Regions from separate parts of the Mus musculus genome. Here region 1 is linked to region 2. A link is a loop called in an ENCODE intact Hi-C map of the cell type or tissue named here. Cell type or tissue: left cerebral cortex. All regions are shown on one strand.

Region 1 (8,000 bases), 110 kb before region 2:
AGCACCTTACTCTCATTACCTATCTTAGTAGGCTCCCGAGAGCCTATGAGATGAGTTATCTCATATGCCCGGGTATCACCCCACTTCCAAGGCCCCACCCAGTACCCAGCAGCTCTCACGACCGAGGAGAGGACTTGATATCCAGCTTTTCTTTATAACAGAATAATCTTCAATAGTGAATAATCAGCAGTAAACCAATGGGTTCATGCTTTAGATTCATAAGAATTGATTTATAGTAAATAAACCAATTTCAACTGATACATGACTAAGACCCAACCAAATGTTTTATAAAGAGAACTAGAATTTTTATCTATCAAGTGAGACTATCAGCCCCAGGAGTGTGAAAGGGCTTCTCTGCGTTAGACACTGAAAGCCCGCCTCCGGGAGTTGCGTGGAGTCATGTCTCCCTCTGTCTTCACTGCTTGTTTCAATGTTCTGACTGAGGAACACGCAGAGCTGAAGTGGTCAGAGACAAACAATACGTAAAGTGAGCTCAAACAACTCCAAATAGCACCGAATTCACTCTTGAAATTAATTTGTGTGTGTGTATGTGTGTGTATATGTGTGCACGTGCACATGTGTATGCATGTGTAACCAGCTGACTGTGTGACTGAGAATCCTCTAAGAACAGTCTTCATTAAAGACAACCATTCCTAAAATGTGTTAGTTTTGAAGCCGATGTGTGTGTGAGAGCTGCAGGAGTATCTTTAGGGAGAAAGCAGACTCCCTTTCATTAAGCTTCAACAACTTCCACAAGCAGCAAGTGTGCCCCACTACCAGCAGGAAGGGCAAGAGGTGTGGGGAGGAGTGAGTCCCACATGCATGGTCTGACCTCTTACGGGGCTTCCTTAAAGAGGTCTCTGCTTTCTCTAGTTGAGTCACTCTAGTCTGGCTTTCTGACACCCTCCGACCTAGAACTCTGCCGAGTCCTGGATCTTTTTGTCCTGACTCTGCTAGTCTGGATTCTTAGCTGGCCTGCCTGCCTGCCCTTCTGGCCAATAGACCTCGCTGGCCTCTTGCTCGCTAGGTTCTTACGCCAAACTGCTCCCCAACTGTTCCCTTGCTGCTTGCTTTCCTCACCATCCTCTCCTCTTGGGATGCCGTCTATTTTCAAACATGAAGACTTGCCTGCCTGGATGAGGGGCTCAAGAGCTCACTTTCCAGGCTGGTTCAACTCCTGGCACAAATTCCACATTGTACTGCTACTGCCTAAACCTCTAAGCAGCATTTCTATGAGCTGTATCACAGGAGACGTTGCTTGGTGAGGAGGTAGCTAGGCAGAGTACTTATCCTTAGGTGTGAATACATGTGTATTCACAGGATCAGCTGCCAACTGGGATGGTGACGGTGCTGGGCTGAGCAGGGTCTAATGCCTCCTCTGATCCCACAAGGCATCTGCTCAGGCCCTTTAGCGCTCAGAATGCCCTTTCTTAGGACAGGATATTGCCCAATAATAGAATTTATGGTCTTTAGTTTTGAGCTGTCAATAAAGTCGCAGGCTACTGCAGAGTTCTCCAGGATAGTCTGCTAAGGAATGCTTCTCTTCCTTAGACGCAGCATTAGCTTTCAGATCCCACTGAATGTGCGAGTCTGCTCAGGGTTTCTAAGGCTTCTTTGACAGTACCCAGACCTTGGGGTTCTGTTCTGAGGTAAGGATCATTCATTTAAGGTGGTGGGTTGTAATCATACAGGCTGGTTAACCAAAGTTGCTCTCTTCTGCTTACACCTCAACAGCTACTCTAAGAAACAATAGTGCTCTCAACAGGGACTGGTAGTTATGCCTCATTCAGGAAAAAAAAAATCAAGCTAGAGCTTCAATAGTTAATTCTCAATTCTCTGCATTTACTAACCCAGGTGCTTTGCTCTCTGCAGTAAGGAGTGATAATCCTGGCCTTTGCTCCCTTCCAAATATGACAACAGGAGTATTTAAAGGTGTTGCCTGTTTATTTAGTTCCTAAAACCTAACAAGTATAGTGCCCATGTGGTAATGCACACATATCAAATACACACCTATGCAATGTGCATGCATACCAACACATGCATGTAGCAAGTATGTATGCATACAGTCATAGATGCACAGGCAAATGTCTTTTTAACAAGTACATATGCACACAGGCACAAGTGTGTATGTAAAAAAAATCATATGTGCATATAAAATGCAAAGGTCAAGCCACCGGGCTTGCTTTGGCAGGGGTTGGGTTTGGGGGTGGGGTGGGGACAGCACTATATGTCATCAACATGCTAGAAGAACATTCAAAGCCTTTTTGGCTATTCTCTTCCAAATGCACTTGCTTTGTGGAGTTCAATTACTGCTCCTTTTTTTTTTTTTTTTCTTTTTTACCTAGCCCTCACATGTTTCAAGGGCGCTGCTCTGAGAAATCTGGGCCACCTGGAAAGATTTTCTGAAGTGACTCCTTTATTCTTGGGAAGAGGAGAAAGGCAGGTTAATCATCTATTGACTCCCCGTTCTTATTACTGGCATAAAGCCCCGGCTTTGCTAAATTTCCTCTTTGGAGCTTCCTAACAAACATACATCACCAGGAGGTGCAGATAACGATCCGAAAGATTAAGCTTTGTCACTCAAATGATAATTAAAAAGAGTATTTTAAACACACTGTAAATATACACAAGCCATCATGAAATCATCAAAACCCCGCAGAGCGTGCCACCTCCGGGGTCTATAGATTACCAGGGAGAAGGATATTGATGTTAAGTCCTGCTTGTCTTGGAAGACTGTCATTAACTGTCCCAAGCTTGCTCTTAGCTGGCCACCTGAGCTAGGAGACTCGGTGGAATCTGGCCTTACATCCCAGTGTAAATTAATGGGATTTGGGCTGGGTACTTCAATATGCGTTTAATTGTGATCTCTTTCTATTCAAATCCATGACTCCTGAAATACATATTATCCCAGGAACTGCCAATAAAAACAGAAGTCAAGATTCTCTTGTCCAGCTTTCAAAAAACTGATTTCATACCCATAAAAGACTTAGAGCAGATTATTTTCTTCTAAAATTTTCCATTTATAACTTGTCATAAGAAGACACCAGCCCGTGTATGGTGGAGGCACCCGGTAGCATCACCTTTCACAAGAAAGAAAAGCTTGTCATCACAGTCTTATTAGGATGTCACGCGATGTTAAACTGGGGAAATATTTCTGTATATTCCAATTAGTGCAGCCATTTACTGGCACGGGCATTAGAGAAACTGCTCCTCTTTAGAAAAACCCGTTCCTTCGGGAGCCAGCCCTTTGTTTGACAACGCAGAGAGTGTTATTTAGAGATTTTAATTGCTCAGTTGATCTGTGGCTGGATCTCAATAATCAAAACAATAAAATTGTTGGTTTTTTTTCCCTGACAACTGTAATAAAATGCGGGTGGTGGCCCGGGGATGCTCGGCCTCGCTGGATTGACACTGTCAGATTCTTTCATGTATCTTTTTTAGTCAGAGGCAAAAGAGCCATTTTTCCAAAGTTAAAATACATTACTAATATCGCTAGTATCAACAAACATTCTGAATATTACTAATGTCTACACGGGAAATCCAATCTGAGTATCTGTAACATTCTATTCTGATTAGTGATAGCAGAGAGCTGCAATCCTTAATTAAAAAGGAACTATTCTCAGTCAGCTAGAAAAGGCCTAGTATTTCAAAACAGGCAAATGTGGACATTTCATAAAGGAAGAAACACAAGTGGCAACGGAATAACAGAAAATGCCTCTGCCTCATTGGCAACCAAGAGAATACAGATAGAATCGCTGACAGACGCCGCTGCCACAGCCTGTGTGCACATGCGCACAGCAACCTGTGCTCTCAGTACTGGGGAGGTGCAGGAAGGCACGCACGCTCTTCGGCTGCTGGGGGATTTATGTGACCCATTCCACCCCTTGGAAGTGCATTTTTCGTGTTAAGTACCAAAAGCTTAAAAAATGGCATGTGTTGACTCAGTCATGTAATTTCTAGAAAATCATCTGAAGGTTCCAAAGAACTGGGCGGAGCTTTCGGACCAGGATGTTCAGCCCAGCACTTAGCCGATGGGGTAGCTGGGTGGCCAACATCAGAGGGAAAGAGAATTAGATTAACAGCACCCCTATGCAAGGGCAATCTAGTTCCCATGAGCAAATCATGTTCCCAATATTATAAACCACCACCAACTGCCGGGGCTGCGAACCCAGCTAAGGGACACAGTACCTGCCTTGAGTGTATGAAGCCCTGGGTTCAACACAGAGCCCTGCAAAACCAAACTCGGACACTGCTCATGTGCGCCTAGTAAGAGGGGAGCGACAGGAGGCAAGTCAGAGACTACGGTCCTAACTTTTCATTATACTAACATATACACATTGATGCCTCAGGGTGGCAGGGCTGCCAGGGGCTTATGTGTCATACTTTCCTGAGTTTTTTTTCAGGAACTGTTTTCAATTAGCACAGATTACATCTCAGTCTAAGACAGTTAATTAGAAAAGCAAATTTAGAAATCCTGAGCACTGAAAACGGTTCCCACCATTTTCTGTGAATCATTTATCTGACTTCTAACGGACACAGTTAGGGCAGAGGGAGCGTCTGGGTGGGAGGAGAGTCTAGGGGACGTTCCGATATGCTGGATCTCACAGAAACCTGGGAAGGGTGTTTCAAAACACTTCTAAGGGTGGGATGGGAGTTAGGGGGAGCGAGCACAGAGGCCTGAGGAAACTGTCTGGTATATTAGGTGAAGCCTCTGTGGGACACAGGACAGCCAATAGGAGAAGCATGAAGCAGACCTGATTACTTTGCAGTCAATTTTGATTTTGAAATTCCACAAATGGGAATGTGTTACTTGCTCCTGTTAAAAAGAGAGATCCCCCTAGGATCTCTACCTCCCTTTCTCTGCCCCAGAGCACAGGAGGGAGAGACCTAGGATGCCCCTTTAAAGCAGCTACTGGCACCCATGCTGGGACCACACAGCTCCCAAATGTGACCTGGCTTGGTAGACGTAGGCCTCAGGACTGTTCATTCTGAGACGGACATGAACTATTTGCCACAGACTCTCAGAGCAGAGCACACAGAGACTTGGGGTGTCTTGCTAATCCGCTAACTACATATCACCCCAGCCTCACCAGCCCCCTCTTCTGCTGGACTCTGTAAGAATGCTGCATGGGCCCTTGTGAAAGCCACCTCTGTGCTCTACTTGTAAGGACGTGGAGGTGAGCCAGGAGGATCGAGAAGTTAAAACAGAGCTCAGGTGAGCTGACGACTAGGCTTCTGCTTCAGCACTGACCTGGGCCTTGTGGGTTCTGTCCATGACCATGGCTGCTTTTATGCATTCTACTCCCTTTAAAAAGCTCTTCCTCCGACCGTGAATGTTCTTTGTGTCTTTCTTGCTTTTTCTCCCTCCAAGTTGGAACTTTGCATTTATTTGTGTTTATTTGTGTGTATGTGTGAGCACGTGTGTGCACACAGAGATCAGTGGACAACGTGTGAGAGTCAGCGCTGTCCTTCCACCATGTGAATTCTGGGGAATGACCTTGGGTTGTCCATTGGGACATCAGGCTTGGAGGCAAGTCCTTCTACCCATTGAGTGATCAAGCCTGCCCCAATATTGAAGAATTTTAAAAGCATCAATTTTAAGGAGTCTTAAAAAGGTTTAAAATTTTTAATGTAAAAGTTTTTATTTCTATTTATGTGCATGGGTGCTTTGCCTGCATGTATCTCTATGGACCCCTGTGTGTCTAGAAGCCACAGAGACAGAAAAGGTCATCTGATCCTCTGGAACTTAGAACTGCAGTTTCACATTGTCCATGGGAAGAATAGCCAGTGCTTTGTTTTGTTTTGTTGTTTTGTTTGAGATAGGTTTTCTTTGTGTAGCCCTGGCTGTCCTGGAACTCTCTCTATAGACAAGGCTGGCCTTGAACCCAGAGATCTGCCTGCCTCTGCCTTCCAAGGGCTGGGATTAAAGGCGTGTACTACCACACCCAGCTCAGCCAGTGCTCTTAATTGCTGGACCATCTCTTTATCTTTAATACTTGGGGTCCATGTCCAGTGGCAGGAGGTAAACAAAATGGGCAGTGCTTCTACATGCCTCAGGAGGGAGGGGCGGCAGTTCTGAAATGGGAAGCTCTTCAGGCCCCTCCCCAGGCCATGGGGAAGGCTGGTAGGCAGGAGGAGGGAGGAGGCAGCTACAGCCAGGACAAAGCGCACTCAGCAGCCAGTGTAGCCCATGTCTCGTAGCAGGTTTCTGAGTGTGCTTTTATTTCAGAGTTCAAGAGTTTCAAGTTGCAGCGCAGAGCCGATATCTTCCTCTTCCCTCACACTAAAGGCTGCTGTTGGTCCCAGCAGCCACCTGAGTGAAAGGAGGTTTCAGCACGGTCGCCTCGCCAACGGGCTTTCTTGGTGGAGCTTGCTGAGCCACCACGGAATGAGAGCCACCTCCGCTAGCCTTGGGAATCTGCCTAGGAAGCCTGCCCTTTGCATCGGCAGTCATAGCGGCCAGCAGAGTGTGTTGCCTTCCACTGAAGACCAAGTACATGATCCACTGCAGCTAATCAATAGGATAATGGAATGAATCAATAGGAAAGATTTTTAGAAGGTCTTAATTAAAGAAACACTTGCAGATACAAATGATGTCTTCAATCTATTGATAGTGCCAAGGTGAAGGGTTAAACACAAACAAACCATCAACTTTATTTTGCCGGCATGCCTTCCACAAGAGAGCAACCCAGCAGCCTCCTGGCCCCAGGGTTGGCCCATTAATCAGTCCCTTGTCAATTGCAATAGCCACACTGTATGGGACAATTAGTCTATGATCAAAATTTTAATTACTAAACAGCAGCTCCAAACAATGAAAAATAGGCATGGCTACCCTACTTGGCTTTCCTTTGCTCCTAAAGCTGGGGCAGCGTCCCCTATACAAATTGCTTCTGCACTTCTGCATGCCAAGCCTCCTTCCAATGAGATGCACAGAATTAGAATAATTAAAGAAAGCCTAAATTGATGGATCCCACTTAGGCTGGGAATTCTCCAGTGGGCCTTCTGCTCAAACATGTTACATCAATATTTCTGATTCCCCCGATGGGCCTGCACAAGGTACTGGTTTAAAGAGACATCAATCTGTGATGTCAGCATTTATCTAATGAACCTTCAAAAATCAATGTCTGTGATGCTCTGTTACATGCAATCCCCCCGATTTGTCCATTCTCCTAGCTGTACGTGGCTAAACCTACAGCCATAATGACAGCAAAAGTGTGTCAAGCGGCCAGGCAGAATGGCTAGATGGGATGAGACTGAGAGGAAGGGGGTAGCTTCAACCTGGAGAAATCCAAGACATGGGCGTCAAACAGGAAAGCCATGGCGCTCTTCTCCTCCCAAGGAAGGGATCCGACTTCAGCCGAGCGCGCCCCGGGATGAGCCGCTTCTCCGGATCGTGCCCTCCAAACCCGCCTCTTCCTTGATGCTCCCATCAATTCCCTGCCTTGCTCCTGACAGCTTTGGTGATTTTCTGCTTCTTTTGGGCTCCTCGACTGGGGCTGCCATTTAGCTCCACTCAACAGGAGGCCATGCTCAGCTTACCCTTCCTTGTTAGTGTGTATGCACAGCCCATGGCCAGCCTTCTGCTAACAGCACTCCTTGACGTGGATAGCTTGACACCCTAACAGGCAGAAGAGAGGGCCCAAGTTTGTTTCACTTCTTTTTGCTTCTTTCAAATAAATTGGCTTGAACTGGCTGCCACGAGGTTGAGCTACTTCAAATGCATAAGTCGGGTGACAGCATGCCAGTCACAAGGCCAGTGTTAGGCCTGCCTTTCGCACCCACGCTCTGCTTTTGTTTGCTGCTCTTCTCTCTCTCTTGAGCAGGAGTCAGCCTTGAGAGCGAGTGAGGAGCCTGGGCGGTAAGATGCGGACTGAATGTGCCTCTGACTCCTGTCTGTCTCCCTCAGTGCGGCTTTCAGCAGCCTTCCTCACTGACTTTGAGTCCAATTAAGCTACAATGAAAGGTACCATGATTTCATTTGCTCGCATCGTCGTGTTTCA
Region 2 (8,000 bases):
ACATCATACATATATTGTGTGACACTTTAAAACAATGCTTAAATGAACTTTTACTCGAAAGAAGTCAGAAAAGAAGAGAGGAAGAACAGAAGGATGGAGGTTGGAAGGAAGGACAGTTAGACTATCATGTGATCTCTGCTGCACTCCAATGCAGCAGTAAGTACACAGCGCTATCATTTACCCAAAGAGCCGATGAACTATCCATGTCTGCGTTCTGTTCCTAGGATGCTGCCAGCTCGCAGCCACCCAGAGAGACACAGTTTGCTACTTCACTTTCCTCTTCCTTTTTGCAATCACACCAATTTTGGAAAAGACATTATTTATCCAAAAAGCTGCCAAGACGCTGGGTAAGAACAGATTTGGTTATAATGACTAGTTTATAAGTTAGTCTCACTCAACATTCTCCTCCTCCTCCTCCTCCTTTCTTTTTTCTCTTTGCACACACTGCACTCACTAGACATATATGCAGAGATTATAAACACTGATTACAGACATTTCTTCCACAGGATTTCTGACCTTATGGTCATTTTGCCATAGAATCGTGTGATTTTTTTTTTTTTTGCAATATTGGCTTACTTTAATGAAATGGTTCCTTTGGTACAGCTGGGGTTGTGATGCCAACCTGGCTCCATTCTAATTGCCTTTATGAAATATTTATGGTGAAACTTAACCATGCATGTGTAAAAACTGACTTTAGTGGTAGCCAGGGTTTGGGCTTACTATGTTATCTTTAGTAGAGAAAAGCAACCGTTTTGTTTTTTTTTCCTCTTGTCCAGATAAGCAAACACACACGTCTAACATTTCCCAAACCACACCTCTCTGAGCCCAGCAGTCTGGAGTAATTACGCTAAAATATCATGCTGGCCACAACCAGGTCAGGTATTTGTAAGTATTATTTATGCTAATCACACACCTATGTGATGCTGGATGGGGCGAGGAGGTTTCTGATACGGAGAGAGGACATCTCAGTGCTTTGGATTACAGCTTCCTCCACTCTCACAAGATGGCAGGGACTAAAGGGATTATGGCACCATGTGGGTACTGTCTCCGTGGACTTGTGACATTCTTCTCTGTGCAGGTTCTCAATCCAACAGAATATGTGTTTTGTCTGTGTGTCTGTGTGTGTGTGTGTGTGTGTGTGTCTGTGTGTTTTCTCTTGAAACTGGGGGGAAGTCCTGGGAGTGCGAATCCTGTCTTCCTTGCAGGGCTAAACAGGACCCCCTTCAAATATAGTGTGATGTTTCCCCCTCCACCACCCCCTCCCAGTCCCCATGGCTTTCTCCAGCTCTGTCATTGGCAGGCCCCACAGACAGAACGATTGGCTTTGCTAGTGAATTAGCAAATATCCAACTCTCACACCTGGTTAGCAAGAGCTCAAGCGAGCGCCTCCTCCATAAAGCCTAGGGCCTTGCTGGACAGCATTTCACCTCTGAGAGTGTCCTGCCAGGTCTTCTTAGCTTACTTCTGGAACCTAGGCACTGCAGTCTTAGGTGCCACGGCTACAGAAGCTAGGAGATGCATGGATGCAAGTCAAAATGCCCACAAACACGCAGGGACAAGACAGCAGCAGCCTGGCGAGCGGCTGTTCCTTTACACTGCCGAGGGCTCTCACCTGCCATCTACAACAGTGTATGTGCCGTGCACACCACTCAAATCCACACTTGGCTTTCTACGCACAGGCACACCTTCCTCACACCCTGCCTATTCTGCCACAGCCCGTTTCCAGTGCTGTTAGAAGACGCTGTGCTTAACACAGCTCCCAACTCTCAGAGGCCCCCTCAAAGCTTTTAAAGCTGGCATAACATGCAGAATGGCAAATGGAGAGCCAGCAGCAGAAAGATCATTTACAGTGACTATACAAACAAGCTAAATGAAAGACTTGTGTTCAGTCATTAAAAATAATAATGCTAAAGCCCCGAGGGCTGAAATGTAAAGCTTCAACTCGGTGTGAGGAAACAGAAGAGGGGTGGGCCTATTATCCCAACAAGATAACATGCTAATTTACTTAGGAGGCAATTTTAGAGTACGTTCACAGTGAAATCTCACTTTTATCAGATTATATGAAAAATAACAACCACAAATAAAATGCTCACTCAAGCCTGGGGCTTCTGTGAGATAGAAATCACTGTGTGGGAGGCCAGGGAGGGGTTGGTGGAGGGGCTGGCCCCGGGGATTGGAGCAAGCCCAGGTGAGGTAGAAAGTTATTTCCCTCACACTCTGCGGGGATGCCTAACATCATGACAACAGAGAGGAGGAAAGGTCTCTGGTCCTGCCTACCTGCAAGTTTCTGTAAAATAATGAATACAGACAGCTTGGGGACTGTCCACCTGCGCTACCTGCCTCTGCCTGCCTCCAAAGTGAAACCACCGGGGATTGGCAGAAGGCACTTGTCTGACAGGGCCAGGACAGCCTTTCTCCTCCACGACAGCCCGGGCCTACCCTCTTAAACTTGACCCACCGTAATTCCTTCACAATGCAGCAGCGAGGCAGCTGACAGTAGCAGCTGCAGTTCTAAGCGAGATGGATGGAATTTTCATAACTGGTTCCCCAAGTTACATTTTACCTTCAAGATAATTTATGAGCTGCTCTGAAGCCTTGAAGAGACAATATGCTTGCCATAAAATTAACTCTAACAGTCTTGTAGGTTATAATTAACACTGGGAGGGGAACGCCAACTGGACGAAACACATGGCGTAATTGATGGTGAAGCAGGGCGCAGAGGAGGCTGGCAGTGTGACTGCTGCTGCTGCTGCTGCTGCTGCTGCTGAGCACGAGTGTGAGAGCACATGCACACACGCACGCACACAAGTGCACATGCGCACACGCACACAGACACACACTCAGCACAACCCGGGCTTTTCTGAGGCTTCATCACAGTCACCTAGCAGGCCTCATGGCCAGGGACAGAAGAAGCCAGAGCTGAGCAGGGAGGTAGGGGGTTTGAAGCTCAACCCTGGGGCAAGTGGGTGGAGCCACAGAGCGGAAGGGGATGGGCAGCAATCCTGGAACTGTCAAGGAGCTGGGTGGTATACTGACAGCTCAGGCCAGGTCCCACAGGGGAGCCTTCCATGAAAAAAATGACTTCATTAAACAAACAAACAAACAAACAAACAAGCAATCATCTTTGGCAGTGAAGGATACACAAAAAATAGAGAATCAAGATTTCTAAAAAGGTTCTTCCAGGACTCAAGCTAGACACTCAGAACACCACAGAAGGAAGTCTTTTCTACAGTGTGGACATCTCAGGAGCCAACAAAGGTGATCAGTGAAACGTGGATGTTTATTAAATTACAAAGTCCAGGGGTGACAACAGAGGAGGCTAATCAGAAGTCATGCCAATCACTGCGGTTTTTCCTGACATGGCAAGCTGTTTCTGTCTGTGCCTGAATCCTGAACTGCCCGATCGACACTCATGCCTAACACTGGGACCAGTCAAATAATTTTAATGAGCAATTTTAAGGTGACTGGCCTATTTTCCTTCTCTGGTTTGGTTTGTTTTTGTCCTAGGACAAGATACTGGAGAGTTCTGATAAATGACGCAACAGTGCCCCCTGCAGGCCGTCTGTGCTGCACTCCGCCAACCTGGCACCTTCTGAACCAGAAGCCAGCTCAACTTTATCTATAACCTGGAATATTCATTACAGAGTAAATTTGTAAAATACACTGGGGACACCCCTGAGATAGAATAAAATGACTATTCTTCACGTGTAGTAAATTGTTTCCCAGATATAAACATACTGTTCCGCTGACGAGGAACCTGTGATAGAGCAGATAAATCGCTACCCTTTCACCTCAGGGCGCCTGCTCCACTCGGCCTTGATTAACACGGCCCCAAAATTACTTGACCTGGAGGCTGTACAGAGTCTTGGAGGCTCAACTTTGATGTTCTCTCATCTTCCTCCCCACTCTCCTGCCTCCTAAAAAGATTGCAATCAATACAAAAGAAACAACACAGCTATAAAAGGTGGAGACTTCCCGTTAGAAGACTAATGGTGGCGAGATTCATACGGCACGGGCTGCAGATGACTGCCTCGCCGAGAGATGCACTCAGAGCGGCACACACGGCGAGGTGTGCTCAGGTGGCAGAGGAAATAGGTATTTACACACACAATTGCTTATCCCCACACCGGGAAAGACCTGGAAGCACTGGACGTCCTGTACGGTGAGACCGAAGTCAACACACTGAGCCATGTGAGTAGCTGACAGAGCTTTGCCACTGTCCCACTGTGCTCCTAGCAGCGGAGCCAGGCATGCTAACTTAAGTTTCATCTCTACTACTGACTAGCAGTCAGCCTGGGCGACGTGCTCTGTATCCTGAGCTGCAGTCTCATCACAGAGAGCACTGAGCACTTCCAGTTGTTGTCAGCTGGTTCTAGTTCACTATCACTACCGGTGGCTCCACTCCAAGTTTTAAGGGAAAGGAGGGAGAAAGCCATGTCTATGATTGCCGCTCTCCGGGATCTTTTATCCAGGCTGGAAGATGTCACCTGCCTGGAGGGTCACGTGGCTCAAGACGCTGTATTTTAGGTAAAGTTGAATTGATCCAAAGTGTCTGTGAACTGCCTAGATTTTTACACCCAGTTGCTCAGAGAGCCTGGAGCCCAGACCTACATCTGTCATTTCTAGGTGCGAATACTTAGCCCAAGCCCAGAGAAGGACTAGCGCAGGTTGTTTCCTCTCTACACCTCACTCAGCACTAACGGGCCTCCATTATCAGTGTGGGGCTTCACATTTGGACACTCTGCCAAAGGAGAGGGCAGTGTGAAAGAGTGCATTCTTGACTTTGTTCTTTTGGTCCGTCCGGGCACTGTTCTATTGCTGTGAGAAGACAACTTGGCCAAGGAAATTAATTAATAAGAGAGAGCATTTAACTGGAGACTTGTTTATGGTTTCAGAGGGTGACTCCATGATCAACACGGCGGGAAGCATAGCAACAGGCAGGCAGACACAGTGCTGGTGCAGTAACTCAGAGCTGACGTTTGATCCTTCAGAAGAAGGCATAGAGACTGAGCCTGGCATGGGCTTTTGAAACGTCCTGATCTACCACACCTTCTCTAACAAGGCCACGCCCCCTAGAAGCCACACCCCCTAATCCTTCCTGAACAATCCACCAACTGGGAAGGAGACATTCAAACACATGAGCCTGTGAGGGCTGCTCGCATTCAAACTACCACCTGACCTATGATAAGGATGATTTTACAGAATACTCCGTGTGTGTCAGGTACTTGTCCTAGGTGTTTTATAATTACTTAAATCAACCCTATGAAACAGGTTCCACCATTATCCCTAGGCAGATTACAAAGGGGGAGAAGTGAGGTTCACAGGGAGTTAAGTAACTTGTCTACTTATGATTTTCAGTTGTACCTTCCCTAGAGTTATGGAAGTGGAGCCAAGAGTCAAACCTCAGAGTCTACACAGACAACCACTATGACATAATCATACAATTTGCTCTAGAAAAAAAACCTACTTTGCCCCACATTCAAAATTGAGAATGAGGAATCTCTTGCAAGATTCTATTCAAGGACCTACACCATACATGATTTTCTTTCCTTCTTACTTGTTCTCAAGGACACCCAGTTTATTTGCCCACGAGCAGCCAGCACAGTGTGGCAGAGGAAGGGCAATCCTCAGAGGACGACTTAACTGTGAGTCACTCGAGAGCACCTAAGCAGGATCCCCGTCTTTTCTCCCTGGGACCTGGATCTCCATGAAATCGTGACTCAATCTCTTTCTGAGTATTGGTTGTTCTGTGTTACATAACCCATTTCTAATCAAGGGTTACTCATCACTGTTGCCCCAGGGTCTAGGATAGTACCAGCTAGGAACTCAGTCAATATTTACACAACTGACAAGTGACTCACACCAGTCACAGCAACAATAACAACCATTGATAAAGGACAGCACACTGTCACCCATAATCCCCAACACCTATGACACAGGTGTGGATTTACAAGTGCTCTCTTAAGGCGGATTTCCCAGTACAACACCTTTCTTAAAGTGCAGGTTTTAAAAGCAGCAAATGTCTGGTAAATTGAGTTGGAGCCAGGGAGTAGCTAAGGGACAATGAGTGTGGAATCCCTAGGCTAGTGTTCCTGGGGACACCTGGTGTTCTCTGGAGGGGCTTTACAATGACAAAGGCAAGAGTCATCTATCACAAGTGACCATGTATGGGGAAGCTCAGGCAGGACAATTTGCTATCTTTAACCTGAATGGAATGGCATTGGTTCAGATGTGTTGAGCTTTGTTTACCTGGCTCTGTGCATTTTACAGGCACACTATGCAGTTGCCTGGGGGAAACAGTACCTGCCACCCTCCTCTGCCCCCCATGAGAAGAGAACCTCTGTAAGGAGGCTGCTCTTCAGTTATGGTCCCTGATGTGTTTCCAAAGCCTGGAGCAGGGCTTGGAAAACAGCAGCCCCCCCCAGGAAATATTTGCTGAATAAGTAAATGAGTGAATAACTATTTTCTCAAAAAAGTTAAGAAGTATTGTCTAGAAGACCAGCCAACAGCTCATTACAATCAGTAGCCTGGCAGAGCTCCAACTCACTGGCCCACGTGTTGATTTTATAAGTAAGATGTGCAGAAGCCAACTGGCTTCTGTCCCCATAAAGCTGTTCAAATGATAGTAACAATGGCAGGAATAAAAACACCACTGCCCACCTGAAGATCAGCTGCTGCATCCTGGACAGAAGTTAACATAGTTCTTTATTCAGTCAGTCCTTGCTCTATTTTTATATAACGCTCTAATCCCTACACATTTATGAGGAGGTTTTATGGAGTTATCAGGTTTTATGGAGTAATCTGGTTCAGAGACACAAAGGACGTCGCTCCTTTCCTAAGGGTGGCAGATAGCAGAGGCAGCAATTCCTAAAGAGAAGTACAGATATACTAAAGAAAAAACAAAACCAAGAATGAGACCACCACCACCACCACCACAGCACCATCACCACCACCATCACCAACCAATGGTGAACGTAGGCCAGTGCCTCCCAGCTTCTCAAGCCTCTCTGGTGTATTCTCGTCCCATCCTGACAGGACACACAGAGTCATCTCTGGCAAAGGATAGTGACTTACAACTCATGCTAAAACTCCTAGTGCCCAACTGTCCGAAGAATCAGCCACTCTCTGGAGCATGAAGGACATCATCAGACATGGTCAGATAACACGGTCACAGTTTATCTTAGCAGGTGACTGTCTCGGCAGCTCAGGGCACCCCAGGGCTAGTGACTACACGTACTGTTAGCAAAAATGGAAATGAGTTGTGATCCAAATGGGATGTCACCGAGGCTCAGGGTTCCAGCACGAAACTAGGGCAAGGTAGCTGCCCAGAGCTGCTGAAACAGACCCGAAGCCACGTGAATCTCAGTCTGGCCCTAATGGACTGCATTCAAACCTCATTCAGAGACACAACCTCTGAGAGGCCTTTGAGCCTGATCCAACCTCCCTGATGCACCATCTTCTCACCAAGGTCCACTTCTCTTCCACCCAAGGCAGGGAGTTAGGAATGCTCAAGGACGAGAGCATGGCTTTTTGTCCTGATCTTAGCAGAGTCCTCCGTGTCTTCTCCTCCAACTAGCCTGTGTCCAAAGCTCTGTGTTTAAGATCTCACCTCCTTTCCAGCTGCAAGTGTGCCACCCTTGACAAGGTCAGAGAAGTAACTCACATTCATTTCCAATATTAGGCCTCCCTTCTACCTTCAAGGTTCCAATTCAGCAAGGTTAATGACAAGCAACAGCAAGAGAGACACCGCAAGAAAAACAAAGGACTTAGAAACACAGGAATGGGCTGGGGAAGTGACATCGTTCAGCCCGTTGGAGTGCCAGGTGCCCTGGCAGATGCCAGGCACGTATCACGAACACTGCCTAGGCCCCTTGCTGGAATGGGACATTACTGCAATGGAAGAGACTATCAAATGCTACAACGATCCTGGCTGCAGGTATTCCAAGTGTCAAGCAAGCTGACAGATACTCTGCTTAACCTGTGGTAGAGAAACAAATATC

Evidence for each region. Hi-C counts contacts between places; a loop is a spot of excess contacts. Peaks named below come from ENCODE experiments on the same cell type or tissue, not always from the same donor. Only the 100,000 strongest peaks of a DNase experiment are listed, where the experiment ranks them.
Region 1: a loop joins it to region 2, with 2.1 times the contacts of the local background. A loop is called at or near these places in 2 of 42 quality-filtered maps.

What each region holds. Positions count from the first base shown.
Region 1 is chr8:91,633,659-91,641,658 of GRCm38, reverse strand. The region is part of intron 8 of Fto (fat mass and obesity associated); the gene reads right to left. Among named protein-coding and RNA genes, the nearest start is that of Gm36325, 77 kb to the left of the region's middle. In left cerebral cortex, no CTCF peak of the experiment used is centred here; a DNase peak (open chromatin) is centred at 3,808; H3K4me3 peaks cover 477 bases.
Region 2 is chr8:91,527,724-91,535,723 of GRCm38, reverse strand. All of the region lies in intron 8 of Fto (fat mass and obesity associated), which reads right to left. Among named protein-coding and RNA genes, the nearest start is that of 4831440D22Rik, 64 kb to the right of the region's middle. In left cerebral cortex, a CTCF peak has its summit at 3,572 (motif pointing left); DNase peaks (open chromatin) are centred at 2,665, 3,543 and 6,554; H3K27ac peaks cover 185 bases.